Linked DNA regions of Homo sapiens: region 2 is linked to region 1. The links are chromatin loops, found by intact Hi-C in ENCODE. Cell type or tissue: heart left ventricle. All regions are shown on one strand. Each heading gives the region's core, and the rest is flanking DNA. Links, peaks and the distances in the headings are about the cores only. Region 1 overlaps TEX2 (testis expressed 2). Region 2 overlaps TEX2 (testis expressed 2).

What was found. Peaks named below come from ENCODE experiments on the same cell type or tissue, not always from the same donor. Only the 100,000 strongest peaks of a DNase experiment are listed, where the experiment ranks them.
Region 2: a loop joins it to region 1, with 12 times the contacts of the local background. A loop is called at or near these places in 10 of 110 quality-filtered maps.

Annotation. Positions count from the first base shown.
Region 1 is chr17:64,234,441-64,249,650 of GRCh38, reverse strand. The region is part of intron 1 of TEX2 (testis expressed 2); the gene reads left to right. Among named protein-coding and RNA genes, the nearest start is that of TEX2, 21 kb to the left of the region's middle. RefSeq lists a silencer at 9,197-9,406. In heart left ventricle, for the core only: no CTCF peak of the experiment used is centred there; DNase peaks (open chromatin) are centred at 8,450 and 9,243; H3K4me3 peaks cover 279 bases; H3K27ac peaks cover 2,238 bases.
Region 2 is chr17:64,183,118-64,198,327 of GRCh38, reverse strand. TEX2 (testis expressed 2) reads left to right here. Exons shown (of 12, transcript NM_001288732.2): 3 at 3,233-3,433; 4 at 4,439-4,769; 5 at 9,913-10,160. Among named protein-coding and RNA genes, the nearest start is that of SNORA50C, 44 kb to the right of the region's middle. In heart left ventricle, for the core only: no CTCF peak of the experiment used is centred there; no DNase peak of the experiment used is centred there.

The DNA.
Region 1 (15,210 bases), core at 5,359-10,358:
TAGCAAGTGCAGGGCCCAGAATTTTCTGGGGTGGATGGTTAAGAGATCCTTCCAGAAGTCTGTATGATTTTTTAATGCCAAAGTGTTAATCTCAAAAAATACAATTGAAAACAAATTTAATATATGTATATTTGTTGACCCACAGCTCCAAAGAAGCCTTCCAGAAATTGCAAATTTCACTATTTCTAAAACTTAGCTTTCTTATGGTCTGCAAGCATTTTAGCCATTTTGTGGGATCTGTCACAGAACTGAACCATTAGCCTCCGTTTTCCCTCTCAGAACTGCCTTCCAGCTCCTCCTGAGCTCCTTCCCACAGTGCTCCAGTGGAGTGTCCTAGCCTCTCACCCTACACACTGCTAAGTAAGCACAAAGCAGGCTGTACTGTCGATTGGTTAACGTTGAGTGAGATGGGTGCTTTATTCAAGCTAAGGAAAAAAGGAATTTTTTTGAACGATGTTTTTCTGTTTTAGGAGCTCATTTATACAAGTGCTTAAGTCAGTATTTAAAGTTGGAATGAGAGGTTTTGCTTTCCTGTTCTTACAGCAGTAAACAGTAGGTATGGGGGCAGGTACCTGGGGTCAGCCCTTTATGTTTTTTCCTTTTTTTTTTTTTCTTTGAGACAAAGTCTTGTTCTGTTGCCCAGTCTCAAGTGCAGTGGCGTAATCTCGGCTCACTGCAACCTCCGCCTCCTGGGTTCAAGTGATCCTCCTTCCTCAGCCTCCTAAGTAGCTGGGATTACAGGCATGCACCACCAGGCCTGGTAAATTTTTGTATTTTTAGTAGAGATGGGGTTTCACCATGTTGGCCAGGCTCATCTCGAACTCCTGACCTCCAGCAATCCACCCTCCTTGGCCTCCTAAAGTGCTGGGATCACAGGGGTGAGCCCTGCCTGGCCAGCCCTTTAGTTCTTATTTCTGTCAATGTGGGTACACAGGGACATCTTTTCAAGTGTGATGCTACTGCTAAGGGAGGGAGGGTCCCTGACAGACAAGCAGGAAGCCTACCATCTGGCATGGGAACCCTCGTCTAATCACTGGGATGATTTCAAGCCAAATTCTTTGAGGCCTGATAAAAGGCTTATAAAATAGGCTATACCTGCATTTATTTAATATGGACTGGTTATCCAGTGATCCCTTCAGCATTCAGCAGATGACACTGCTTAGAAAACAGTGGCTATGCTTGGGGACTGTCACTGGGCAGGTCCAGACACTGGTGAGAGTCAGCCTCCTGTGAATCTTTAAAATGAGGTCCTTACCCATCTTGTGTTTCCTTTTAGGGAAGGTCTTTGAAGAATCTTAAACAAGTATTTTAACTCTTTAAGTAGCATTAAGCATGGAAAATTCTTATAAAATAGATTCTTTTCTCCCAAATTAATAGCTTATAAATTAGTGTACCAATTTTTCTTTTCTGTCTTTCTCTCTTGTTCTTTGATTATTTCTTATTCTTTCTCTCACTAACATAAAGCACTTAGGTATGTTTTGCAGTTATAGTTTGTTTTTCAATAGATTGGTTATTTATTGTCTAGAAAGTAACCAGCCGTTTTCCCACTACAGTCTTGGTTCCAGGAGTAAAATTGCTGGCAAAGCTTTGGGAGGCACCAGAAGGCTGTCTTCTTCCTGGAGTGAGATTTCACATGCTGTCTCTGTCTTGCCCAAATGCCCTAGGACCATGCACTCACCATCCAAAGGAATGTGGATTAAAACCCTACTCCTCCTATTCAAAAGAGTGTAATGAATTCTGTACATCTGGGTTTTTTAATCTTGGGGAGGGGGAAGAGAAATATCTGTGTCTCCTTGAAAATCAAGTGCAAAATCTTGAGGATATTTGTGTATGTATATTTGTGTGGTGGGGAGAGATCTTTGATGTTCATCAGGCTTTCAAAAAGCCCGCAACTGAGAAAGGTTAAAGAGGAACTTCAGGTCTAAATCTCTCATACCTCTCATCTAAAAAGCTCTAAAGCCAGCTTTTTAGAATGGAGAGACCAATTCACGGTAGAAGAACCTGGAGCACAGACAACACCGGTGAGCGAACTGCAGGCTCCCCGCGCGGGGCATCCGTGCGCAAGCCTGGCCGCCTCCTCACTGCTCAAACCAGATCATCTCTGGAGCCCTGACATTCTCTTTCCTCACTGCTAGCCCCACTCCCCTCAAATCCTAGAAGACCTTTGAGGGAGAGAATTGGAGATACACGTCATCCTAGCCAGGTGTCCTGTGCCAGGATATTTTCTCCTTCAGTTTTCTTAGTCCATTTGTTTTGACCAGAACCCTACTGAATTTTCACAGGGCATCTTTTTATTTTTCTTGGGTTTGCCTCTTTTATTCCTCTTCTTCCTCCTCTGCCTTCTTCTTTCTTTCTTTTCTTTTCTTTTTCTTTTTTTTTTTTGAGACAGAGTCTCACTCTGTCACCCAGGCTAGAGTACAATGGCCTGATCTCAGCTCACTGCAACCTCCACCTCCTGGGTTTAAGCGATTATCCTGCCTCAGCCTCCCAAGTAGCTGGCACCTGCCACCACGCCCAGCTAATTTTTGTAATTTTAGTAGAGATGGGGTTTCACCATGTTGGTCAGGCTGGTCACGAACTCCTGACCTCAGGTGATCTGCCCACCTCAGCCTCCCAAAGTGCTGGGATTACAGAATTACAGGCATGAGCCACCACGCCCAGCTGCCGCCTTCTTTATTTTTCTGTATCCTGAATAATCTGTTCCCCGTCATTGGCTTTTCTGTTAGGTCTGGTGATTCTTATCTGCAGCAAGAAAAGGGGGTCCCTCACGTAGACACAGCACCAGGAGGCTGGTCCTCCCAGCTCTGTGACTCTGGAAGGTGGATCCTGCCCTTCCTTGGAAGGCCTTAGGGCCTCAGCTTACCCCTTTTAGCCCAGAAGTCCAGCCTTCTCCTCGTGCAGCCTCCAGCTGTTCTAGAACACACATCTGCTGTTGCCTGTTACTGACTCCTTCCTTTCCTCATGAACATCATGTGTGTCCTGTGATGGTGGGCTCTGCTCATGAAAGTATGATTGTTTTATATACCTTTTTTTAAAGACAGAAGTTGCTGCTTTCAGAAAGACCATTCTTCTAGGGGGCAGCCCAATATTTAAGACAATGCTGGTAGGCTGGACGTGGTGGGTCACGCCTGTAATCCCAGCACTTTGGGAGGCCAAGGTGGGCAGATCACGAGGTCATGAGTTTGATACCAGACTGGCCAATATGGTGAAACCCCGTCTCTACTAAAAAATGCAAAAATTAGCCAGCTGTGGTGGCGCACACCTGTAATAACAGCTACTCAGGAGGCTGAGGCAGGAGAATTGCTGGAACCTGGGAGGCAGAGGTTGCAGTGAGCTGAGATCATGCCACTGCACTCCAGCCTGGGCAACAGAGCGAGACTCTGTCAAAAAAAGGACAACACTGGTGACAAATATGCATGATTGCAGCAGATCCCTGTTAGCAGAAATTTAGAGTCAAGAATGGTCATCTTCTGCCTTTGGCCATTTAAGCTTCTTCCTTTCTGAATTTCAGCCTCTAGTGCTCAGGAGGAGGTCAGGGATCTGGCTCTTAAAGGGTGTTGGAGAAAGGTCTCCTTTCCATATTGCTTCTGAGGACTTCTTAGACCATTGGCAGCACACGTCCTCACATGAAGGTGGGCGTATGATCTGGGAGACTCTGCTTAAGAAACCGGATCTCTTTATTGATAGAGCCATCTCATGAGCAAGTAATGCAAGCTGTTGGTAATTACAGAAAACCTACTGTGGAATTTCATCTAAAATTAATGAAGAGTCAGCACTGTGGATTTTAAATACAGAGGCAGTAATGGCTTTAGCTCTCAGCTGTCTGCGGGCTTTCCTTTGCTCTCTGTTGTGCTGGGGGCTCCCTTCCGTCTTGTCCAGTTGGTTCGTATCCCTATGACACAGACCCATTTTAATGGAACACCACCAAAATATGCAGTATATTCCAAAGTCAAAGGTTTAGGATCAGAAAAGTGAAAAAGGTTCATCGTATTAAAAAGAAAACAAACGTGGAGAATAAAAACTGGGCAGTGAAATCTAGCTAGATGACCATAATATGTCTGCTTTTCTTGACTTTATTATTATTACTTTTTAAGGGCATTGTTCAATCCTCGATTTTGTATCTATGGCAGCAGGTGAAGGTCTCTAGATGAGCGTTCACATACACGATGACAAATGGTTAAGGAATTTTGAGGCTAAAATCTTTACTGCTTAGATGTCATGTACTTTATAGGCATAGCATTTCTAGATTTAATAGGAAGGATCTCTGCTCTGTATGTGCTTTTATGTGACTTGCAAAGGAACTATTCCATTTAAATAGATTTCAATTAGGATAATGGGTTTGAGACATTTCACAATGGTATATTTTCTAGACTCTTAAGATAGAATTGTCAAATTATAGCAAATAGAGTTAGAAATTATTTTGCAATTTTCTCAGCAGATTGTAATTTCTCCTGCCATACATGTAGTCATTGTAAAAATAATAGTGTAAGGGTACCTTTTATAAAACTGATTATTTTCCAAATAGACTGGTACCTTTTGGTTTAGAAAAAAAATGATGGAAGAAGATTGTAGTTCAGGAGAGCAAGCAGAAAGCAGTCATTTTTCAGCCTTTCATTTTATTGTACCTTTGGTCACATTTTTGAAGAAAGGCCCAAAATTGCCATATGTATGAAAGAATATTGGTAATGGGGTAGAGTTGGAATGAAAGTGAGATTTTCAGAGTAACAAGGTCACTTTCTTCTGTGGCTTGTAGAAACAGATATGTGATCACAACAGGTCCAGCAGCCAGGGTTGGGGGGAGTAGAGAGTTCATGTAATTTGTATCATGCTTAAATTTCCATATTTGAAAAAGCAACTAGAGAACAGGATTTTGTCAAAACAAAGAGAAAAAAATAATTTTTTTAAACAGGAGGGGGAAATGTACGTGTTATTCTTACAGGATGTTGAAAAATGTTTAAATAGCTGCGATACAGTTTGTTGAGGGGGCAGGGGACAGTGGGAACAGTGACTAAAGGGTTACATTTTGATGTAGAAATGCCTAGTTGAAGAAAAAAGCTTGCCTGGGAGGAAAGTTTCTGTGGAGATGTACCCTGCATTTGGAGTGATGTACTGAAGCATCAAAGACTCAGCATTAATTTTGATCTTTCTTGGGAAGCTGGAGAAAATAATGCATTTCTGAGAAAAAATAGTAACTTATGAAATGTCAAAGCCTGCTCTGGACAATGTCAACATCCATGAGTGCGAGGCAAATTCAAGAATCCAAACCCTAAGTGAAGACCTTCCTGACCTGCTGTCTAGACGTCAGGGGCTGTTTGAGCGGTGAGGTCCAGCGGGTTAGGCATTCCAAAGATACGAGAGGCCCACACCCACATCAGGATTGTGTGTTAGTTCTCAGGCTTCCTAGGATTTTTCTTGGGAAAAGGTTTTTGACCCCAAGTGGCTCCCAGCTTGACAGAAATCTTTAGAGGCAGCTCAGAAAAACTTTGGTTTCCCAAAATAATCCAAAGGCTAAAGTTCTGCCACCCTTTAAAAGAGTAGTGTTTTGGCTGGGCGCGGTGGTTCACACTTGTAATCCCAGCACTTTGGGAAACCGAGGCGGGCGGATCACGAGGTCAGGAGTTCGAGACCAACCTGGCCAACATAGTGAAACCCCGTCTCTACTGAAAATACAAAAGTTAGCTGAGCATGGTGGTGCATGCCTGTAGTCCCAGCTACTTGGGAGGCTGAGGCAGGAGAATCGCTTGAACCCGGGAGGTGGAGGTTGTAGTGAGCCGAGATCCCACCACTGCACTCCAACCTGGGCAGCAGAGTGAGACTCCATCTCAAAAAAAAAAAAAAAAAAGTGGTGTTTTAACTTCTTTTGGGACATAGTCACCATTTAGGACTCTGAACACTATGAACTCTCTCCGCAGAAATCCGCACATGTACACACAGACCAAAACTTGCATGCATGTGTGTGTTAAGAACCCTTCATTTAAAATAAGATGCAAAGTTTTGAAGAGAAAGTTTGCTGCTGTTACAGACACCATTTTCCCTTGAGTGTTAAAGCGTTCAGCTGGGAATGTCCCTTGTTGGTTGTTCCTCAGTAAGATTAGCAGAGCTGGAACCTGCCAGCCAGGCCTCATTTTGAGACTTGTACAGCCTGACAGTAGTGCTTCCAAAAGATGCACCTCCCCACTCACATCAGGAGCTGAGGCCCAGTGTTTCCCCCAAGGGTCTTTTTGAAGAAGACATTTTTGTCTAATAACAGTTTTATTATTTTTATTATTGAAAAAGCTGTACCAACTCTGTATTCATTTTCCTGGTTATTCATATGCTTTTTTCCCCTGAGAGTCAAAAGATGGGTTTAACCTTTGACCTTGTGGGTTTTTATGGCCTGAAATTAATTTTTTAGAGAAATTGCTTTATCTTTAAAAAAATTTTTGGCCGGGTGTGGTGGCTCACGCCTGTAATCCCAGCACTTTGAGAGGCCGAGGCAGGCGGATCACGAGGTCAGCAGTTCGAGACCAGCCTGGCCAATATGGTGAAATCCCGTCTCTACTAAAAATACAAAAATTAGCCGGGTGTGGTGGTGTGCGCCTGTAGTCCCAGCTACTCGGGAGGCGGAGGCAGAAGAATCGCTTGAACCTGGAGGGCAGAGGTTGCAGTCAGCTGAGATCGTGCCACTGCACTCCAGCCTGGGTGACAGAGCAAGACTCCATCTCAAAAAAAAAAAAAAATTTTTTTTTTTTAGAGATGGGATCTCGTTATGTTGCCCAGGCTAGTCTCAAACTCTGGCCGCAAGTGATCCTCCCACCTTGGCTTCCAAACGTGTTGGGATCATAGGTATGAGCCCCTGCACCTGGCCAAATTGTTTTTTACATTAGTTATGAAGGAGGCATTGCGTGCCTGTATTATGTGTAACACAATTTGAGAATACATGTTTTTAACAAAGTACGTTATGAAAACTGCATATGTTGGATTTGTGTCCTGCTTTTAAGTCCTTTGCTGTACTTTCTCACAGGCTGGGAGGAGGATGATTCTGGTTCAGAGGCAGGCCCTGGCACCACAGGTCTGAAACTGCAGTCCTCTTGGTGGCAACAGCCCTTTGATTTCTACTTCCAAACCCCTGGTAGATCACATCCTGCAGAGGAGCCTTTATTTGTATGATCAAGATATGACAAGTTTCCACCACCCAGAAGTAGTAATTCCTCCCTTTTCTGGAAGGATCCTTTTCTTTGTTACAGCAACTGGATTAGATTTTCCATGTCCTAAAAGAAATGTATTTTCCCAGCAGAAACAACCTTATACAAAGTGGTTCCGTGGAGGAGAGAATTACCATGTTATAGTCCTCAGGAAGGCTTTTGTTCCTGGAAAGGATACCATTGAATAGTGACATCTGAGTTTTAAGGTAGATTTCACTTTCTTATAGCAACAGTGCTGTAATGTTACATTATGGAAGCTAAAACCTGATGCTCAACTTGTAAAATATACTCAACTATAAACATTCCTCTTCTGAACTATATGGAATTTTCTAAAAAGGACATAAATAGGTTACTTAGGTATTATGTGCAGTGTTCCTTCATTCATTCATTAAACTAATAAATATTTCAGTGCCAGCATTGGGATACAGCAGTGAATAAACCTAACTTTCTGCCACATACAGCATATTTTTCTTGTGGGGCAAAAAGTAACAGGTAGGCAATGTCAGACAGTACCGTTCTCAAAAATAAAGAGAGAGCCAGGTGCAGTGGCTTACTCCTGTAATCCCAGCTCTTTGGGAGGCTGAGGCAGGAAGATTACATGAGCCGAGGAGTTTGAGACCAGTTTGGGCAACAGTGAGACCCTGTCTCTATTTAAAACATTGAAAAACTAGCTGGGTGTACTGGCATGTGCCTGTAGTCCTAGCTACTCAGAAGGCTGAGTAGGAGGATTGCTTGAGCCCAGGAGTTCGAGGCTGCAGTGAGCTATGATCGCACGAGTGCACTCCAGCCTGGGTGATAGAGTGAGATCCTGCCTTTAAAAAAAAATAATAATAATTTTAGAAAGATAATAAGGGATGAGGAGGCCCCACTTTTAGGATGAGGTAGTCAGGAAGGTCTTTCTGAGAATGTGACACTTGAGCTGAGACCCGCTGTTATTTTTACTACAACAAATTTTAGGAGTAACAATTATCTTTGGGATCTTGGAATTCAGTGAGGCTTCTTTTCACAGATTTTGATAGATTTGTTTGAAGGACCTCTTGAGGAGTTAGGACTTTGGTGTCAGTGTCCTTTTGAGAGAGAGACCCAGCCATATCTGTTTTTTCCTTATTGTCAGTTTTCCTGCGGCAAGAACTGGAGGAGAGATGAAATTACCGCTTGGCCTCTTGGCCGCAGTTCAAAGCAGAACTGAGCATCTTCCTGCTCACTGGTCGGCTTCTGAGCTCAGCACTGAACCTAGCTGCCAGACATTAGACAGTAGTTCCCAACTGTCTTCCAGACGCATGAACCGACCCCTCAGCAGTCACTCCATGAGCTCTGACAACCCCAAATGCTTTCCCTGGATTTGTCACTGCATCTGGAGGCCAGCTGGCTTCAGCATGGCCCTGAATCCCAGACACAGGAGCCTGGGCACAGGGTGAAGGATTGCGGCTGTTGGCCTGAGGCTATTTTTCTTCTGAATGTCATTTTAAGCACTGAGTCACAAAATTCTAAGTCTTTTAAGCAGCAGTATAATACTGCCAATGATGCTGCTGCTGTTTAAAAATTTTTTCACATGTGACCTGCTCAGCCCTGAAGTTATTCCTATTACTCCAGAGTCCCAGAGTACATTAATAATCAGTGTTTGTACAGGGCTGCAGTTGACAGATCCATTGCCATACATCTTCCTTTAATCCCCACAATACCCTATTGTTACTCTTGCCTTGCTTTCCCCTTCATCGACCAGGCAACTGACTCTAAACCGATCAAGGAAGAAGAGGGACTAGCCATCCAAGGAGACAGACACTTATGCCAGGAATTTTGTAGAATTCCTTTCATTCCCCATGCAAATGCTAGGAGGTAGACTTTATTTTTCTCATTTTGAAGCTCAGAAAGTTTCTGTCACTTGCCTGAGGTCACACAGCTGGTGAGGGGCAGAGCTAGAGTTTGACTGCTCAGAGGGGTCAGTCTGAGTTGGAAGCATATACTCTTTCTACTGCACCAGGCGCCTGTCTGACCTGCCTGAGGACAGCCCTGCTTGCTCCCTCCTCTTCGTAACTCCACCTCCACCCTCTTCCTCTTCAGTGTCCCCTCAGTCACCTTGCCCAGTGTCTGAGCCAGGACAGGGTGTCGTGGGCTGGCCCGTGGGTGGGCAGTGACAAGTGCTGTTATCTTAGGTTCCTGGAGGATGAATAGGCTTTTAAACATTTATTAACAAAGAGCTTTACACACACACACACACACACACACACACACATCTGCATATACACATACTTATATACATCTGTATATATAAAGATCATAGAGGAAAGTTAAGCTTCATATGACCCTACCATAGCAGGCATTCATTTACATTTTTAAACATTGTATAATCAGTGTACTTACTAGTTTGTATTTTCCCCCTCATTTATCATGATTTCATTTATGCATTTCTAGGCAGTGCATATACTTACCATCTGTAAGGACTTGTAATATTTCCTGTTAGCACACCTAGAGTCCTTATTTAACAATTCAAGTTGTTAACCTTTTGTGGCCTGGTAAGGAACTTACCAGATAACATTATTTCTCTTCTCTTATCTTCTCTGCTTTTTTTTTTTTTTTTTTTTTTTTTTTTTGAGACAGAGTCTCACTCTGTTGTCCAGGCTGGAGTGCAGTGGCATGATCTTGGCTCACTGCAACCTCTGCCTCCCAAGTTCAAGCAATTCTTCTGCCTCAGCCTCTCGAGTAGCAGGGATTACAGGTGCCTGCCACCACACCTGGCTAATTTTTGTATTTTTAGTAGAGACGGGGTTTCACCATATTGGCCAGCCTCGTCTCGAACTCCTGACCTCAGGTGATCTGCCTGTCTCTGCCTCCCAAAGTGCTGGGATTACAGGTGTGAGCCGCCATGCCTGGCCAGCATTATTTCCTTAAGAAAATAAGTTGCTTTTGAAAATTTTTTTGTAAGTTAAGCTTAGTTTATTCATCGTTTTAGTGGATTTGGGTTGGAAACATGCAGTAAGCATTTGACAGAAAACAAACATTTGTATTTTCCAGGTTTCAGTTTACATTTTGATCTAAATTCTGCGAACAGTTATAACTAAATTTACAAAGCTCTTTGGGGTATGATTATATGTCTAGGTAAAACTCTTTTAAGAAGATGAAGCAGAGAGGATTGAATTGACAAAGACAGCTCTTTAAAAATTAAGGTTATTTCAAGACTAAGAACATAACTGCTTAATTGCAGGTAATAACAGAAAAAACTTGGAAATAAACATCCCATTATTTGACCTCCAAGGCAGAAGACTGGCACCAAGGAAATGGCAGCTTCGTCCCTTTCCTGTCTTGGGCATTGGTAAAAGGAGTTGTCTAGACATGTTTGATTTCTGTTTCAGCCCTTATTAGTAGTTATGCCATGGCAAATTATTCAATTTCTCTGACTCAGTTTCCTTATTCAGAAAATGGAAGCATAATTCTTGCCTCATAGGGCCATGAAGATTAAATGAGGGGTGTCTTGAAGTGTCTGGGACATAAATCTTCAATAAAAGCTAATTCCTTTTTTTTACAGTTATCTCAAACCTTTTAGTGAATTGGTGCTTATCAGTGAGCTTTTTAGGTGATGCAAAGACCCTGCTTTGCTCATTTTAAGGAACAGTTATTTTTCTTTCTCCATTTTGAAGTTTCTTGTTTGCTGCCTGGTTGATATGGTTTGGCTGTGTCCCCACCCATATCTCATCTTGAATTGTAGTTCCCATAATCCCCACATGTCATGGGAGGGACCTGGTGGGAGGTAATTGAACCATGGGGGTGGTTACCCTCATGCTGTTCTTGTGATAGTGAGTGAGTTCTCACAAGAGCTGATGGTTTTATAAGGGGCTTCCCCCTTCGCTTGGCACTCATTCTCTCTCCTGTTACCCTGTGAAGAGGTGTCTCCTGCCGTGATTGTAAGTTTCCCGAGGCCTCCCGGCCATGTGAAACTGTGAGTCAATTAAACCTCTTTTCTTTATAAATTACCAAGTCTTGGGTATTCCTTCAAAGCAGCATGAGAACAGACTAATACATTGGTTTAAATTAGAATGCCAAAATTTAAATAATTTTTATCTTGAATAGTAGATGGAATTAACTTTCTCTTGAAAGATATATTTTAAAAAATTGAACTTACACAGACAGTTTTGAAATGGTCTTATTTTAGTTTTATTTATTTATTTATTTTGAGACAGAGTCTCACAGTGTCGCCCAGGCTGGAGTGCAATGGCACAATCTCGGCTCACTGCAACCTCCACCTCCAGGGTCAAGCGATTCTCTTGCCTCAGCTTCCTGAGTAGCTGGGATTATAGGCGCCCACCACCATGCCCAGCTAATTTTTGTGTTTTTAGTAGAGACGGGGTTTCACCATGTTGGCCAGGCTGGTCTCGAACTCCTGACATCGTGATTCTCCCACCTCGGCCTCCCAAAGTCTCAGGATTACAGGCATGAACCACCGCGCCTGGCTGAAATTGTTTTTATTATAGATGTTGCTTGTGCAGTTTTGTTAGAAGTTCGTGACTTTTAACAGTGATGAAAATACTTCGTCATTCAACAGGTTATTTTTCTGCTGGTTGTAGGTTATTTGTAAGGAACTGTTAGTCTCCTATCTGGGTGGACATGTAATAGTATCAGTTACTGAACCAGAACTTTAAACACCTTTCTGATACTCACACTGGGAGGTCACCAAGTATCTCAGAATAAAATGTCCCAAACTGAACCTACCATGTTCCCAGAAACCCAGCCCTTCTCAAATTCCCAGACTTGGTGAATGGGAGCCTGTCCTTGCAGTCTTGTAGCCCAAAACCTAGGGCTTAAGAACACCTTCTTCCTTACTCCCATATGCAACCCATCAAGTTCCATGCATTTCATCTCCTAATCTCAAATCCCTTCACCCATCTCCACAGCCACCCCGCTAGTCCGGGCTGCCATTGTCTCTCACTTAAAATGTTGTTATTGTCTAACTGACCTTCCTGAACCCTTTCTTGCCTCTTTCCAGTTTATTTTCCACACTACAGCCAGAAAAAGCTTTTCAAAATACGCATCTGGTCACCTGCATACCTGTCTCCAGACCACATACAATAAGCCTTCACTTGTTCCTCCTTTCCCTTAGGAAAAAAACTAGATCCTCAATGTGGCCTTCAAGGCACTGCATGACCCAGCCCCTGCCGCACTCCTGTCTCATACTGTGTGTATAATACTCACCCCCGAGAAGCTGCTTCAGATTCCCCCATGAGGCTCTGCGCCTGCCTCAGGCCCTTACTCTTACCCTTCTTGTTTCTGGAATGCCCACGCTGCCATCACTTAGCCAGCTCGACTCATCCTGGAGATGTCAGCCCAATGCCCACTTGTTCAGGGGGCCCTTCTGTGATTAATATTCAAAACGGATCAGGTTTCCCTGCTGACTGTGATCTCTTGGTGCCCTTCACATCACTTCCTAGTTCTTGCATTGATTATGTGATTGTCTCGCTCCTCACCCCTCTCTAAGCTCCCTGAGGTCAATCTGAGTACTGCACCACTTTGCAAATTATAAGACAGGAAACAAGTAAGTCCGGAATATTCAATCATTGCCTTCACTCTCAGAGCTCAAATTCCACGTGTCCAACTGTCAAGATTTGGCTTACATTAAAATGTTTATGCAAACAGACATTTAACAGTGAATAAATTGTGAAATTAAGAGAGCCATAGATCTATAGCTAACTCCAAATGTTTGTGTGCATAATAAATTGAGGGAAAAATAAGAGTTTATCTTTAACTAGGTGTTATTCTTAAATTAATTCCTGTATTGTAGTGTAATCATCCCTCGGTATCCATAGGAGATTAGTTCTAGGATCCCTGATAGATACCAAAATCAGAGAATGCTCAAGTCGCTTGTATAAAGTGGTGTTATATTTGCATATAACTTATGCACATCCTCCCATATACTTTATTTTTAAATTAATTAATTTTTTGAGACAGGGTCTTACTCTGTCGCTCAGGCTGGAGTGCAGTGTCAACCTGGGCTCAGGTGATCCTCCCCACTCAGCCTCCAGGTAGCTGGGACTACAGGCGTGAGCCATCACACCCAGCTAATTTTTAAAACTTTTTGTAGAGACGGGGTCTCACCGTGTTGCTCAGGCTGGTCTCAAATTCCTGGGGCTCAAGCGATCCTCCTGCCTTAGCCTCCCAAAGTGCTGGGATTACACTGGGCCCAGCCCTCATATATACTTTAAATAATCTCTAGATTACCTGTAATATCTAATAAGATGTGAATACTATGTAAATAGCTGTTATATTGTGTATTGTTTTTAAAATTTTTATTTTTTTTTAGTTGTATTTTTTTTTCCCCGAATATTTTCGATCTGTAGTTGGTTGAATCTGCGGATGTGGAACCTGTGGGTATGGAGAGCCGGCTGTACCTTAAGCTATTTAGATTGCTATTTCAAGGAGGAGTTTACATAGGGAAAAATCTGTGTTGCAGGTGCCCAAGGTGGCCAGTGTAAAGGGGAAGACAGAGTCATCAACAAAGTCACCAGGTAACAGTAATATGGATGAACATTTGCTACAGGTGGAATTTCATAGGAAAGCTCATCTGATATAGCTTGTTTGTGTCTCGGTAAAGTCCTAGGCTAATGTAACCAACTTCCCTAAAGATGGAAATATATTCCCATAGCACTCAAAAAGGGATGTGCAGAATTTGGGAGTTTTTATGATTTTAGTACTTGTAGTAGAACATTTACTTATGTATAGCAATGAATTAGAGGAGCAGAATAGGATGGGTCATACTCAGGGATGACCTAGGCCTGCTGGTTTCTTTTTGCTGTAAACTGTGGTTTACTTTTTGTAAGAAAGTCTTCACAGTATGGAACATATATCCCTAATAGGCAGCTTTTTACCCCAAACAAGTTTTGAGGGGCCTATCACAATAGACAAAAGCGCTTTATAGCCTGGTCTGTGAATTACTGTGACTTTTTAAAAGCACCTTTCAGTGCTTGCCTGAGTTGTCATTACACTCAAGGTCCCCCAGAATTGATGTTCCCCCTGGGTAGATAGGGTGAAAGTCTTTGTCTTTCCAGTGATGTGCTCAGTAAGTACTGAGTGGATGGAACACTTTCTTGGAGCACAGAGCACCTGCAGAAAGCTTCTGTTGGCTCCAGATTGGTTTGTCAACGGAAGCATCCGCATGAGGCAGTGCCACACAGTGGTTAAGAGGATGGCCTTGGAACCTGAGTCCTAGCTCTGCTAGTTAGTAGCTTTGTTACCTTGGTGAGTTGCCTAAACCACTTTCTTTTTCCTCGTGTATTAAATGTGGAAATGATGATAGTACCTACCTGGCAGAATTGTGAGGCTTAGATGAGATAGTGTTATAATGTTGGTAAAGTGATTAGCTAGAGGGCTGGCAGTCATAAACGTTGATTGTTGTTCTTGTTGGTTCAGGGTCCCTCTGATACATCTTCACAGATCAGGACTGCGTTTGACTTGGATCTCTATGGCCCTTTTTTCCAAGAATTCCTGCCACTTTACTGGACTGGGTCATGCGCTGCCCAGTACCTAAAGGTGTTCTTTAACCACAGAAATTAAAATGGCAATCATAATGTTTTTGGAGGAAAAAAAAAATACCTGTATTTTCTGAAGAAATAAATAACCATTGTATCTTTGTATTTAAATAGAGTAACTGCCAAATCAATAGGATATTTTGAGAACAAGTGGTAATATTTCTTGGTGTCATTTACTCCATCATAAAGATCCATGGGGAGAGAGCAGTGTGGTTAATTATGATGTTCCTGTGCTGTCACTGCCTAAATTGACAGTGTATGAAGTGCCGTCCCATTTATTCTTTCTCCCAACAAGCTGAGGGGTGGGGTTTTACCATCATGGTCCTCATTCGACAGATCCAGACCCAGTGAGGCTGCTCCTGAGCTGGTGTTTTTTCCAGTTAGCCTCAGCTGTCAGCTGCGCCATGGAGGATGATTTTGGGTGTTGAGTTATCTGGGTGGTATTTAATGGGCTCCTAATTGCACATGGATGGCCAGAAAGTTCTGCTCCTGTTTTGGCGTTTTGCTTTGGC
Region 2 (15,210 bases), core at 5,165-10,164, 51 kb after region 1:
CCTGGTAAACCTGTTATATATGTAAGACAGTATTTTCTGCAACCAAATTGAATAAGAAGAAAGCTGTGTGTTCTGTGTCAGGAGATCTTTGGTGAAAATGGTTGTGCTTAAAAAGACAAATAAATATATTTATAGAAAACCCTACTCAACAGCAGAATGCATTTTTTTTAACTGCACTTGGAACCAAGATAGACCATATAACAAGCTTAAAAGAATTGAAATTATACAAAGCCTGTTTCCTATTATGAAATTACACTAAAAACCAGTAAGAGAGATATCTGAAAATTTCTCAAATATTTGGAAATTAAGCAAAATACTTCTAAACAGCCTGTGGGCCTAAAGATAAAGTCATAAGGGAAAATAGAAAATATTTTTAACTGAAGGAAACTGAAAATACAACCTATCAGAAATTGCAGGTAATACAGTGCCTAGAGGGAAATTAATAGTATTAAAAGCTTGTTAGAGGATGGGTGTGGTAGTTCATGCATGTAATCCCAGCACTTTGGGAGGCCAAGGTGGGAGAACTGCTTGAGACCAAGAGTTCAAGACCAGCTTGGGCAACATAGCAAGACTCCATTTCTACAAAGATCTTTTTAAAAAAATTAGCTTGGTGTAGTGACACGTATCTGTAGCCCTTGCTACTTGGGAGGCTGAGGTGGGAGGATTAATTGAGCCCAGGAGTTCCAGGTTACAGTAAGTTATGATTGTGCCACTGCAGTACAGCCAGGATGACAGAGAAAGACCCTGTATCAAATACATAGATGATAGATACATACATATATACATATATATGTGCATACATACATACGAAAAGAAAGATTTGAGAGAAGCACAAATTACCAGTGTCAGGACTGAAAGAGGGGGCATCACCATAGACACTACAGATATTCACAGGATTATAGGGAAATATTGTAAACAACATTATGCCCAGAAATTGGACAACATAGATAAAATAGATAAACTCTTTGAAAGATACAAACCAAAGCTTACTCAAGAAGAAATAGATAACCTAAATAGTCCAATAGCAAGTAAAGAAATTGAATTCATAGTTTGGGACCTTTCTGCAAGGAAAAATCTAGGCCCAGATAGCTTCATGGGCAAATGCTATCAAACCTTTAAGGAAGAAATATTATTAATTCTACACAAACTTCCAGAAAATAGAGAAGAGGGAACACTTCCCAAATGCACTTACCTGCATTTTCTGAGGCTCATTAATACCAAAAAACACTGCAAGAAAACTATAGACCATTTTCCTTCATGAACTTAGAGGGACAAATGAACAAAATATCAGCAAAGTGTTATGCTGGTAAACTGGCTCTCCAAAAAAAAAAAAAAAAAAAAAAAATCTTGATTTGACTATTCCCTGATTTCCGTGATGTAGCAACTCCCACTGTTGCCAGTTGAAAGCTACCAACGTGAAGTCACTGAACATGGAGTTAGGAAGAGATGTGTAGAATCCGTTCTTGTGAGCTGATACAGCCCAATTTCAGCACATCATGACTCATACATCCTTAATCCTGAGAATGCAAGACTGGTTCAACATTTGAAAGTCAATGAATGTAATTTGCCATAAGAACAGACTAAAGAAAAAGACAAAAAAACTGTGAGCCAAAGAAAGTACTTAGTTCTACATTTAGCAAAAATACACCCACCCAAACGGATGCTCTGACAATACAGTCCACTTCAGGCCCCACTGTGATCTGTAATTGTCATCTTTTTCTCTTCATTGCTCTGATTGTTGCTGTTTCCTCACAAACGCCTCTTCCCATGGCCACTGCTTGCTCACTCAATATTGTTGAATAGATGCTGCTCCTGTCCGGTCATTCTTTGGGAGGAGGGAGAGAACCTCCCAGCTCAGGCCAAAACATCTACTGAGGTATATAAATCCATATAATTGGCTCATAAGTTTCACACTCTTTCCCCCATGACAAAGAGATATGTTTGTCCATTTTTCCTTCCACTTCACACTTAGGTGCTCTGTTTGTGACAACTTGTCTCTATTATGTTTACTACAGTGGGGTCATAGGATACGGGAATGAAGACCTAATTCTCTACTCTTTTGGAGGCACCTTTGGATCAAGAATCCTGTCCTTTTAAAAAATCTTTGTCCCAACTCCTAACCCATTGCTTCGCACATAGATTCAATGCGTGTTTTAATAAAAGGATGAATGAAAGAATTCTGAGGAGTCCTCATTCTCATAGGCTTTCAATTCAAGACTTTAGTGTGAGACTCAAATACTTAGCATGGAAATGGCTATTGCTTGAAAAGAATGACAGTCCCAACTCCCATGTAGTGAGCTTTAGCATCTCTCTGCTCATTACAAAGACATGTATTTTTAAAAAGTTGGGGAGAGTAGGAAGATATCAATTAAAACTCCCCAGAGGACTTCTTTTGTGAGATCTGGGCTACTCATAACCTGAAAAAGTATTTGAGGCAGGAGAAGTGTTCAGTGATGAATGATGATGACAGCTATGAGATTAGCTTTAACACAGTGTATAGTGTATTAGGCTTTTGTGTATGTATTTTTTGTCATACATTTCAGTGTTGGCTCTTTTAAAAAATCAAGATATGTAACACAAAATCATTTATGTCCAATTTGGCAGGGGGACCTGGAGCACAATTTTACCCATTTAAGTTACTATGTATCTTTGAATTTTGATATATTATTGATTATATTTACGATGTATTTAATGCCTAATTCTCAATCATCTGCTTTACTGCATGGTTTCAATGAGGTACATATTGTAGTGCAACAGAAGTGGAGAGGTAGTTCTCTGAGTCCTGTGATAACATGAATTAATACCTGAAATTTCAAAGATTCCAACTGGGCTGGGAAGAGCATGTGTTTAGCTAATTAAGAAGGCCAGACTGGGTGGGATTAATCACCCCAAAGGAGGTCAGGCAGAGAGGCTTGCTCAGTCACATGAACAAATCTTCTGAGTTTCCTGATGTGCTTATAAGCTTTAAAAAAAGAAAGAACCTTTTATTTAGGATAATGAACATTGCCATTTTTCCTCCAAATCCAGATTTTTGGTTATCAAAAACCTCCTCAGTTCCAGTTATCCTCCCAGCTAAGCACTTCTCTTTGCAACCTGTAGTCATTGGTGAGCTGATATCTGTGTCGTGATCAAGTTTGGTTTCAGTGTCCCAAATACCACAGTGTTCATCATTTCACACTAAATCAGATTTGCGATTATTCTGATATTACTAATGGAAGTTTTTCTTCATCAGGGATGGATGAATGAGATTTACAACTATGATCCAGAAACCTACCATGCGACTTTGACACATTCAGTCTTTGTTCGACTTGAGGGTGGAACCTTAAGACTTTCAAAGCCCAATAAAAATATATCCAGGAGGGCCAGCTACAATGAACCCAAGCCAGAGGTCACCTACATCAGCCAGAAAATCTATGACCTCTCAGACAGCAAGGTGAGCCTGAGCAATTTTGGAAGGATAGCTTAGATGAATGAAAAGCATATGGCATCTTGGATGCTTAACTGCATTTTTTTATACCCTAAAAAGGTTTGTGGTCGTTGAACAGTATACCTTAGGGGACAGTACCTCTCACACTTTAAAGTTTATGCACATCACCTGGGCATCTTGTTAAATGCAGATTCTGATTCAGTAGCTGTGGGCAGGGCCTCGGGCCTGCATTTTTATGAGCTCCCAGATGATACTCAGGCTGCTGGTCCACAGACCACAACTTGAGGAACAAGTGTTGTGCACTCAGAATTCTGCCTTTAAAAGCTAATTATTTCAGTCAAACAAAAAGCTGTGTGGCTATGTGTGGTGATTCTGCGGTACTTAACTATTGAAGTCTTTGTACATGTGCAAATGATAGATATGCAAAATAACTACATTTTGATTAAGTATTATATACTTCTATTTTTGTGAGAAATGTAAATTATGTATTCCACAAAGCTATTGTTTCTCTGTTCTTACAGTTCATCTGAATGATCTTTAGATTTCTCCAATGTGAGAGAAGTACTTAAAATAGTTTTTATATAAGTTTATTCTTAACTTGAGTTTGATACTCAAGGTTGACTTTAGCTTCCCATCTAGATTTTAGCTATCTTTTTTTTTCTTCCAACTTAAGTTTGGTCCAAGGTCATTAAATTCAGTTGATAGCCAAACATAGTTGATGATAAGCAGCTAAACATTATTATTGTGCTACTGCCACCTGAAAATTACGGATATTTATAACTCTCGCAAAATTATTAAATGCCTACTTTGTGGAATGATTTTGAAGAATAACAAGACACTTCTGAAAATTCCAGTTTCTGTAGTCATGTTATGAACAAGTGTTGAAAGTTATTTCATATTCATCATTTTAGTCAAAAAGTCTATAAGGTTTGCACTTTGTGCTATGCATAATATTAATGCATAGTGTAGCCAATCTTTAATATATAAATCATCATTTTTCTTTCTCTGTAGATTTATCTTGTACCTAAAACTTTGGCTCGAAAGCGAATCTGGAATAAAAAGTACCCCATTTGTATCGAGCTTGGTCAGCAAGATGACTTTATGTCTAAAGCTCAGACTGATAAGGAGACTTCAGAAGAGAAGCCGCCAGCTGAGGGAAGTGAGGACCCTAAGAAGCCACCCCGCCCTCAGGAGGGAACAAGATCTAGCCAGCGAGATCAGATACTCTATCTCTTTGGGAGAACTGGCCGAGAAAAAGAGGAATGGTTTAGGAGATTTATTCTGGCATCTAAGCTAAAGTCGGAAATCAAGAAGTCATCGGGTGTCTCTGGAGGTAAACCAGGTAATGATGTTTGTGCTAAATGCTTATGCATTTTTAAAGGGCCACTAGGGAGAATAGAGAAAGAATGCCAGGTAGGAAGGAAGGAAGGAAGGAAGCCCACCCTGAACTGATGGTTGTCTGCCACCTAATGTGCATTCTCATGACTCATTTACCATCTAGGCTGATCACTGCAGCCGTCTGTCCCAAATCATTTAACCAATGATGGATCCATTTGCAGATGATGTTTATTAGCCTTTGCTGGTTATGTTTTATTTGTATATAATGTGACTCCCCTGAGAGAAGCAGCAACAGAAAAACCCTGGTTCTGAGATGGCAGGTGAGTCAGGGAGATCCTTCAGGCTGGTACTTTCGAGCACCTGACCCTCAATATGTCTTCCGAGCCTGAGCTTGCCATAGAATGCAGAATCCTTGCACTTCCTGACCATTCAGGTCAGATCGTGGTCATTCGGATTGATAACCATGCAGCACCTCTTTGCTCAGCTTTGGCTGGGCTTGGAGCTGCAAGAGACACAAAACCAGTAAAAAGCAGTAGCTCCCCTGTCCTTCAGGTGTTGTGCCTGTTATGCAAAACTGGCACGTATGAGTCAGGTGTTCACAAATTGCCATGCTAAAATGAGTGTGGTGTAACAAATAATTGGGACAAGACCAGTGTGGGTGTTATTAGGGAAAGCTTTCTTACATGGATCTGAAACAAAGACTAGGAGGGAGCCACTCTGGGGCTTTCTCTAACAAGGCATTTGTGTTGATCCGGGAGTTATGCTGGTCACATGAGTGTCACACATTGCTTCAGAGTGCTTTGGTTCCTTCCCCTGGAACATAATCTGAGCCTTTGCCCTAACTCCTTTGCTAACCTTCCATTCTGTCAGCTTCAACACCAGATTCCATCCTAATCCCAGCACTGAGATCTAAGAAGTCCCTTTTAAGAATCAAGACGAATGGGGAGATTACTAGATATATTTATTTCCTAGGGCTGCTGGGACAAAATACCACAAGCTGGGTGATTTACAACAGAAATGTATTCTCTCACAGTACTGGAGGCTGGAAGTCTGAAATCAAGGTGTTAGCAGGGCCATGCTCCTTGTGAGACTCTGCATAGAATCCTTCCTTGCGTGTTTGCAGCTTCTGGTGGTGACCATCAATACTTGGCCCGCAGCCGCATCACTCCACACTGGCCTATCATCACATGGCATTGTCTGTCAGTGGCTCTGTGTCTTCTTGGAAGGACACCAGTCATATGGGATTAGGAGCCCACCCTGTTTCTAGTATGACTTTATTTTAATGAATGGCATCTACAATGACTCTGTTTCCAAATAAGGTCACATTCTGAGATACTGGGGTTAGGACTTTAACATATTTTTTGGAGGACACAATTCAACCCATAACACTGAGTAAAAGAAAATTCAAGTGGGTAAGAACTCCTCAGCACCAGGCACTGCCTAGCTCTCCTGGTAGGTCTAAACCTGTGCTGCTTCTTACGGTAGCCACCAGCCCCATGTGGCTTTTGAACACTTGAAGTGTGGCCAGTCCAGATGGAGGTGTGCTCTAAGTATAAGATGCACATTGGATTTCAAAGTCTTAGTCCAATAAAAGAATGTAAAATATCTCATTAATAACTTCTTATATTGGTTACATGTTGAAATAATATTTTAGATATATTGGGTTAAAAATATATTCAAATTAATTGTATTCTTTTTACCTTTCTTTTTCTTTCTTTCTTTTTTTTTTTTTTTTTTTTTTTTTTGAGATGGAGTCTAGCTTTGTTGCCCAGGCTGGAGTGCAGTGACACGATCTTGGCTCACTGCAACCTCCGCCTCCCAGGTTCAAGCAGTTCTCCTGCCTCAGCCTCCTGAGTAGCTGGGATTACAGGCACCCGCCATCACGCCCAGCTAATTTTTTATATCTTTAGTAGGGACAGGATTTCACTATGTTGGTCAGGCTGATCTTAAACTCCCAGCCTCAAGTGAACCGCCCACCTTGGCCTCCCAAAGTGCTGGGATTACAGGCGTGAGCCACTGTGCCCGACCTCTTTTTACATTTTTAAATGTGACTACTAGAAAATTTAAAATTGTTTATGTGGCTCAGATTGTATTCCTACTGGAAATATAAAGGTCTACTGGTCTAGGCACTGAAGCTCAGAATCAGGTAACCCACGGGGGTATATGGGGCCACCAGGAAACACCACCTTAGGTACTTAGGGGCCCCCCAGAGCACCTTCAAAAGAGGCATGTTATTCATGGACTTAAATAAAGCATTTGATTATTTTTAACGAGTTCAATTTTTGGAAATCCTGCCAAAAGTTCCACTCAGCACACAACAAACATAATGGTAAGAGTCAGAGATGTGGGAAAACCTTCAGTGCACTCACTGGTACTAAAGCAAGGCTCACACACCACTAATGTCTTCGTACATCTGTAAGTCTGGGTTGCCTTTGAAAGCTATGAATTGAGATATTTATGGTAAGTTTAAGCCACCAAAAGTGTGATTAAACTAGTAGCAAGGTAAATTGGTGAGCACTGTGCTGTTCTTCAAAACCATCTCTGAATCAGTGACTACATAGGTGGTCAGCCGTGAAGGTAGGACTGGTCTGATTCTCTGAGGCCAGGTACATCTATCAGTACCAAGAAGTTAGAAGTCTTCCTGCTCGACGACCTGCCCTGTCCTCTCCCTCAGGGATGCTGTCACCAAAATCATAGATTTCTCTAGCAACACGGATTGTGCTTCTCAGACTTGAATGTTTGACGGGATCTTAAGATGCAGGTTCTGACTCGAGGTCATGGGTGGGGCTGAGATTCTGCATTTCCAGCCAGCAGTGCCCAGGCTGCAGGTCAGGAAAGGCCTCCCGGAGGAATAAGAATCTGGAGACAGCAGGAAAGCCACATGGTCATTTGGCAGAATTCCAGTATGGTCTCTGCACAGGAAGGTCCTTGACTTTATCAGGGGCTATTGTCCATGAGACCCACAGTGCAGTGACGACTCCTGTGCTTTGTCCCACTCAGGGGAAGGGTGAGGTGATGTGAAGAGGCTGTTCTGTGGGCAATGAGCACCAGCCAGGCCTCGTAGGGGGTTCCTTTCCTCCTCTACATGGAGTGTGGCTCAGTCACAATGGGATCAGTTTGGTTTGAAGTGTTGGTATCATGCTGCCCTGTTTATTTCATCTTTTTTTCTCTTTTTTACTATTAACTAAACTGTAATCTTTATTTGGATTTCACTGGTTTTTCTACTAATGTCCTTTTTCTCTTCCAGGATCCAATCCAGGATATTAAATGTAATATTAGTTTACATCTATTTTTTAATGTTTTTGATGTAGCTTTTATCCTAGCAATTAAAAAAATGCTAAACATGAAAACGGTATAAGGATAATAAAAGTTACAAAAATGTATTTTTATAGTTATGCAGTGTAAAATATTAAAGTGCTGGAAATTATCTGGCTAAAATTTAAATTAAGAAATGGCTTGCGTGACCCTTTGTGAGGCTCTGGGGAATTATGGTTCTGATGGTTGGAGCCTCTTAAGAAGAAAATGGTTTGATTTGATTTTTTGATTTCTTTCTTTCTTTCTTTCTTTTTTTTTTTTTTGAGACAGAGTCTTGCTCTGTTGCCCAAGCTGGAGTGCAGTGGTATGATCTTGGCTCACTGCAACCTCCGCCTCCCAGGTTGAAGCGATTATCCTGCCTTCAGCCTCCCCCAGTAGCTAGGACTACAGGTACAGGCCACCATGCCAGGCTAATGTTTTGTATTTTTAGTAGAGATGGGGTTTCATCATGTCGGCCAGGCTGGTCTCGAACTCCTGACCTGAAGTGATTCATCTGTCTCGGCCTCCCAAAGTGCCGAGATTATAGGCGTGAGCCACCGCGCCCAGCCTGGTTTGATTTTAACCACTTTACGTTTCACCTGGCCATCAGAGTAAATCTAAATAAAATTGTTAGCATCAGGCGCATCCCATGCTTAAAACCTCTGGCGCAACAGGGTCAATATTAAATTCGAGGTTGGCTTTTGAGGCACTTTGCAGTCTGTTCCTGGCTAATCTCTCCATCCTCATTTCCTATCCTCTGCCCCCCGTACTATGCTTAGAACTTCACTGAATCTCTCACTGGCCTCCAAACATACTGTGCCCTGTCACTGCTTTTTGCATATGCTGCTTCCTGTACCTGGAATACTCTTCCCCACCTGGGCCAGGAAAATGGCAACTATTCCCTCAAGATACAGCGTAGATGTCACTGCTGTGAAAGTCAGCTAGGGTAAGCACCGCTCCAGTCTCTTGGGCAGAGGTAGTCACCCCCTTCTTTTTGCCCAGAGAGTCCCTTAGTTGTGCTACAATTTTGACACTTGTTACAGAAGATTGTGATTTATCTGCTTAGGTGCGTGAGTTCAAGGGCAGGGATTATGTCTTCTTTTTAGCATGGTGTGCTTGAAAGTGCTTGATGCATAATTTGTCGAATGAAAGACATCTTTGGAATTGCTGTGAGCTTGTGGATGAACAATTAATTAGCTCTCTACCCACTTTCCATTTACCCCTGATAGCACTGACAAGTTCGCCACTACTTGGGATGTGTTGGTCCTATATTTGACCTTTTCCTAAAAGATCATCAGGAGAAAAGAGAATAGTACCTACCAACTATATTTCTTTACTTCCATTACTCTAATTATCTTGGAGAGGAATAAAAACCGTTCTTAAAAATTACCTTAGAGAAAAAGGTACTTTTCAGGGTGGGAAATAAACTTATAAAATTTTTTTTTTTTTTTTTGAGATGGAGTCTCGCTCTGTTGCCCAGACTGGAGTGCAGTGGCATGATCTTGGCTCACTGCAAGCTCCACCTCCTGGGTTCACACCATTCTCCTGCCTCAGCCTCCCGAGTAGCTGAGACTACCGGCGCCCACCACCACGCCCGGCTAATTTTTTGTATTTTTAGTAGAGATGGGGTTTCACTGTGTTAGCCAGGATGGTCTCGATCTCCTGACCTCGTGATCCGCCCGCCTCGGCCTCTCAAAGTGCTGGGATTACAGGCGTGAGCCACCATGCCCAGCCCCTTATAAATATTTTTAAACAGTCATTTGATAGCATTGTAGCTGCTTTTCTCAGGGAGTCCGCTTACTTTGCAGTTGTTTTCTTCATTGTGTGAATAGCCCCCGTCTTCTTGGCTCCAGGGCTTTTGCCTGCACACAGCAGACACAACAGTCCGTCCGGGCACCTGACCCACAGCCGCAGCAGCAGCAAAGGCAGTGTGGAGGAGATCATGTCACAGCCAAAGCAGAAGGAGCTGGCAGGCAGCGTGCGGCAGAAGATGCTTCTCGACTACAGCGTGTACATGGGCAGGTGTGTCCCCCAGGAAAGCCGAAGCCCCCAGAGGAGCCCCCTGCAGAGTGCGGAGAGCAGCCCCACAGCTGGGAAGAAGGTAAAGCTGGCTGCTGGGCCGGACCTTTTTCACTTTTCGACTTAGACACATTTCTTCATGCGTAAGTGCTCCGAAGCCCTGTTGTGGGCACTGGGATAACAGTGGTACACAAGACAGAGAAGGACCCTGCCTTTGGGGAACTTGTAATCTACTCAGGAAGACAGCAAGAAACAAGCACCAGGTGGTGGGAAGAATGAAAATAAAGTCAGACAAGGGAGGAGGGGAAGTGGCCAGAACTGCTATTTTATTTATTTATGTATTTATTTATTTTTAATTTTAAAAAGTTTGTACTGTTTTTCTCTGCTATTTTGGATGGGTGGTCAGGAAGGGCCTCTTTGAGGAGGTGACTTTTGGGCACAGACCTGTTGGTCACGGGGGAGTGAGCCATGGTGATGGGTGTGGGAGGAGCACTCCAGGTGGGAAAAGCAGCAACCCAAGGGCCCGCTGTAGGCATGTGCTTGGAATATTCGAGGAACAGCAAGGAGGCCTGGCCGGACAGTGAGCAAGGGAAATGGGGAGGTAGGGAGGCTGGAGGATCAGGATGGGAGGCCATGGGAGGGTTTTGAGCAGGGTATGATGTTGACTGATCTAAGTATAAAAAGATAAGTGGCTCTTGGTGGAGAACTGGCTGTAGAGGGAAAAAAGGAGTGGGAGGTGACTGTCATAGTGAAGGCTGGATCAATGTGAAGGTAGTGACAGTAGGTGGTGAGGAGAGGCTCGGCTGGGGTGTGCTTGGCAGGAGGCGCTGGCTGGATTTGCTGACGTGAGAGAACGCAGAGGCCAAGATTTGCACTTTGACCTGAGCAACTGGATGATCACTAGGGGTTGTTGCAGAATCACTGGTGATTCAGGTCTCATTCCTCCAAAACCATTGTATTTTCAAATTCTCAGTCTCCTCGGCTATGCCCAGTGCTTTTGAAGATTTACCATGAACATTCTTTACAAAGTGTAACCGGACACGGACTTAGGATCATCTCTGATAAGATAACTCCTGTAAGCTGCCAGATGCCAGGCTCTGTTAGGCACTTTAATAGAATTACTCTGCTCTCTTGAACAGTCCTGCAAACTAGACAGGATTGTCTCCATTTTGTAAGCGGAGAAACTGAGGCTTGATGAAGTTAGGTAGCCTAGTCACACAGTTGCTAAGTGATGGAGTGTGCAAACCTCACCTGAGAACCCAGGGGCCCCTTGGCTCGCTGAGACTATTTTGCTGGGTTATTCTGAAAGCCTGCTTGGCCTGAGGCCTCCTGCCTCTACTTTGCACACTCTTCAGAGTCACAGTCTCTGCCTGGGGGACACTTAACCTCTCTTTCATATCCAGGTGTTTGACCTCTTTTTTTTTGAGACAAGGTCTCGCAGTGTCACCCAGGCTGGAGTGCAGTGTCGTGAACATGGCTCATTGCAACCTCGACCTCCTGGGCTCAAGTGATCCTCTCACCCTCCTGGGCTCAGCCTCCCAAGTAGCTGGAGCTACAGGTGTGTGCCACCATGCCCAGCTAATTTTTGTATTTTTTGTAGAGATGGGGTTTCACCATGTTGCCCAGTCTGGTCTTGAACTCCTGAGCTCAAGAGATGCACCTGCCTCGGCCTCCCAAAGTGCTGAGATTACAGGCGTGAGCCACCGCCCTTGGCTGTGTTTGACCTCTTACAATGACCATGTGTATTTCTGTTCTTAATGAGAAGCAAGCCATTGCTCTTGATCCGTTGATCCTCTTCAGTGTGGAAGAGGTCACTCACCTGATCTGTTTGAATTTGTCAGGGCAATAAAAGACCATATGCCTCTGCTGGCCTGCGACCCACTACCTCTGCACTGAGTCACCCCAGCTTTAGTGGGAAGCAGACCTCCCTCTAGGCAAGAGTGGGGTGATATAAAACTTTTCTACAAATGGTCCTGTTTACCACTGGTGAGTTTCCCCTCCCTCCAAATGCGAGGCTGTCAGCTGTCTGGACTCTCATCAGACTCAAGAAAATCAAGAGGAGAATTGTGCACTGACGTTAAGAAAATTATCCAATAAAATGCTTCCTTTTGAAAGATTTCCCCAAATTAAAAAACAAACCTGATTTTAGAGCTTTGTTTCCTTGGTTTGTGTTACATGTGCATATTGTATGCTATGTTCACTGGGGTCCCTGATGTCACAGCCCAGCATTGCTGTCAGGGGCTCTCTTGTTCCAGCCACCTGGCACTTACCCTTTAAGCACCCAGACATTTCTTTTCCCTCTTCTAAGTCTGATGACTTTTTTTTTTGAGATGGAGTTTTGCTCTTTTTCCCCAGGCTGGAGTGCAATGGCGTGATCTTGGCTCACTGCCATCTCCGCCTCCCAGGTTCAAGCAATTCTTCTGCCTCAGCCTCCTGAGTAGCCAGGACTGCAGTCACACGCTACCACGTCCGGCTAATTTTGTATTTTTAGTAGAGACGGAGTTTCACAATGTTGGCCAGGCTGGTCTTGAACTCCTGACCTCTGGTGATCCACTCTCCTCGGCCTCCCAAAGTGGTGGAATTACAGCGTGAGCCACTGTGCCTGGCCTCTGATGAAATTTTTTTTTTCTTTTTTTAGTTGGAGTCTCACTCTGTCGCCCAGACTGGAGTGCAGTGGTGCTGAAAATTTGAATTAGAAAATATCACTATTTTGGGGGGCAAGGGCCTAGTTTTCCAAATGTTTAGTGCCTGGTTTGGAAGGGGATTTAATTCAGGAAACAAGGGAACTCTTTTTTAAAAAATGTCTGAAAGTGCAATGGTACCACTTCCAGCATGGGTACATCAGGAAGAGAGACTCCACAGGTCAGCTGCAGATTTGCTCAGGGGTGTGAGTCCAGGGAGGCTGCTGGTTCTGTGTGCCCTGCATTGCCTGCCTGGGAGAGAGGCCATGGTTCCTGTCCTCCAGTAGTGAGGCTCTGGTGTTCAGGTTGCATAAGGCACTTCCACTCTCCATTTCAACAGACAGTTTTAAAAAATGTTAGAGATAATATTAACATATGCCACCCCGGTATGGAGAGTCCTGTCCTTATTACTACTCGTCGTGCTCATCATCTCATATCTATAAACTGGATTACAAGATATTATTACCTGTTTGGTGTTATCAGAAGATGAGAATGTTACAGAGCAAATAGGAGTCAAATAGAAACCAGGAAGTCTGTAACTGGCAGAATAGTTTTCCAGGGCTTCCCTTGCTACCCCCACAAAGTAGGCTTTTTAAACACTTAGAAGTTGAATTGGAAAATGTTTTTGTTGCACTAAGTTAAAAAATGAAGCTATATATCCAATTTAAAAATAAATTTTAAAAAGAATTCAGACAAGAGTGCTAAAACAAATCAGTGGAGAGAAAGAATAGTCTCTTCAACAAAGGTGCGGGAACAACTGGATATCTATGGGCAAGAGAATGGAGCTGGCCCTCTACCTCACACCATACATAAAAATTAACTCAAAATGGATCATAGACCTCAATGTAAGAGCTAAAACCATAAAACTCTCAGGAGTAAAATTTGTGACTTTGGGTTCGATAAACCTTCTTAGCTAAGATACTAAAAGCATAAGCAACCAAAGAAAAGATAGGTAAATTGGACTTCATCAAAATTAGAAACTTTTGTGCTGCCAACAATACCATCAAGACAGTGAAAAGATAACCCACAGGATGGGAGAAAATGTTTACGAATCATTTATCTGATAAGGTTCTGGTACCTAGAAATATAAAGGACTGGTACCTAGAAATGTATAAAGGACTCTTACAACTCAATAACAAAGAGATAAATAACCAGATTAAGCAACGGGGCTGGGTGCAGTGGCTCACGCCTATAATCTGAGCACTTTGGGAGGCCAAGGCAGGAGGATCACTTGAGCTCAGGAGTTTGAGGCCAGCCTGGGCAACATATTGAGACTCCATCTCTACAAAAAAGAAGAAAAAAAAAATTAGCCAGACATAGTGGCATGTGCCTGCAGTCCCAGCTACTCAGAAGGCTGAATCAGAATTGCTCGAGTCAGGGAGGTCAGAGCTGCAGTGATTAGTGATTGCACCACTGCACTTCAACCTGAGCAACAGAGCAAGACCCTGTCTCAAAAAATAAAAGGGTAAAGGATCTGAATAGACATTTCTCCAAAGAAGATACACTAACGCCCAAATAAGCAAGCACATGAAAAGATGCTCAGTATCATTAGTCATCAAGGAAATGTGAATCAAAACCACAGTCAGATGTCACTTCACACCCACCCAGATGGCCACAATGAAAAAGACAGATGGTGGCCAGGCACAGTGGTGGCTCACACTTGTAATCCCAACACTTTGGGAGACTGAGGCGAATGGATCACTTGAGCTCAGGAGTTCGAGACCAGCCTGGGCAAGATGACAAAACTCCATCTCTACCAAATAAATAAATAAATAATAAAAATTTTTAAAAAGATAGATGATAACAAGTATTAGTGAGGATGTAGAGAAATTGGAATCCTTGGCCGGGTGCGGTGGCTCACGCCTATAATCCTAACACTTTGGGAGGCCGAGGCGGGTGGACTGCCTGAGCTCAGGAGTTTGAGGCCAGCCTGGGCAACATGGCAAAATCCCATCTCTATTAAAAATACAAAAAATTAGCCAGGCATGGTGGCGCATGCCTGTAATCCCAGCTACTGGGGAGGCTGAGGCACGAGAATCACTTGAACCTGGGAGGCAGAGGTTACAGGGAGCCAAAATCATGCCGCTTCACTCCAGCCTGGACAACAGAGTGAGACTCTGCCTCAAAAAAGAAAGAAAGAAAGAAATTGGAGTCCTCATACGTTGCTGGCAGGAATGTAAAATAGTCCAGCCACTGTGGGAAATAGTTTGGTATTTCCTCAAAAAGTTAAACAGAGTCACCATATGAGCCAGCAGTTCCACTCCTAAATATATATCCAAGAGAAATGAAAATACATGTTTACACAAACACTTGTACACAAATATTTATAGTAGCATTATTCACAATAGCCAAAAGTGGAAAATGGTGGGGCACAGTGGCTTGCGCCTGTAAGCCCAGCAGTTCGGAAGGCTGAGGTGGGTGGATTACTTGAGGCCAGGAGTTCAAGACCAG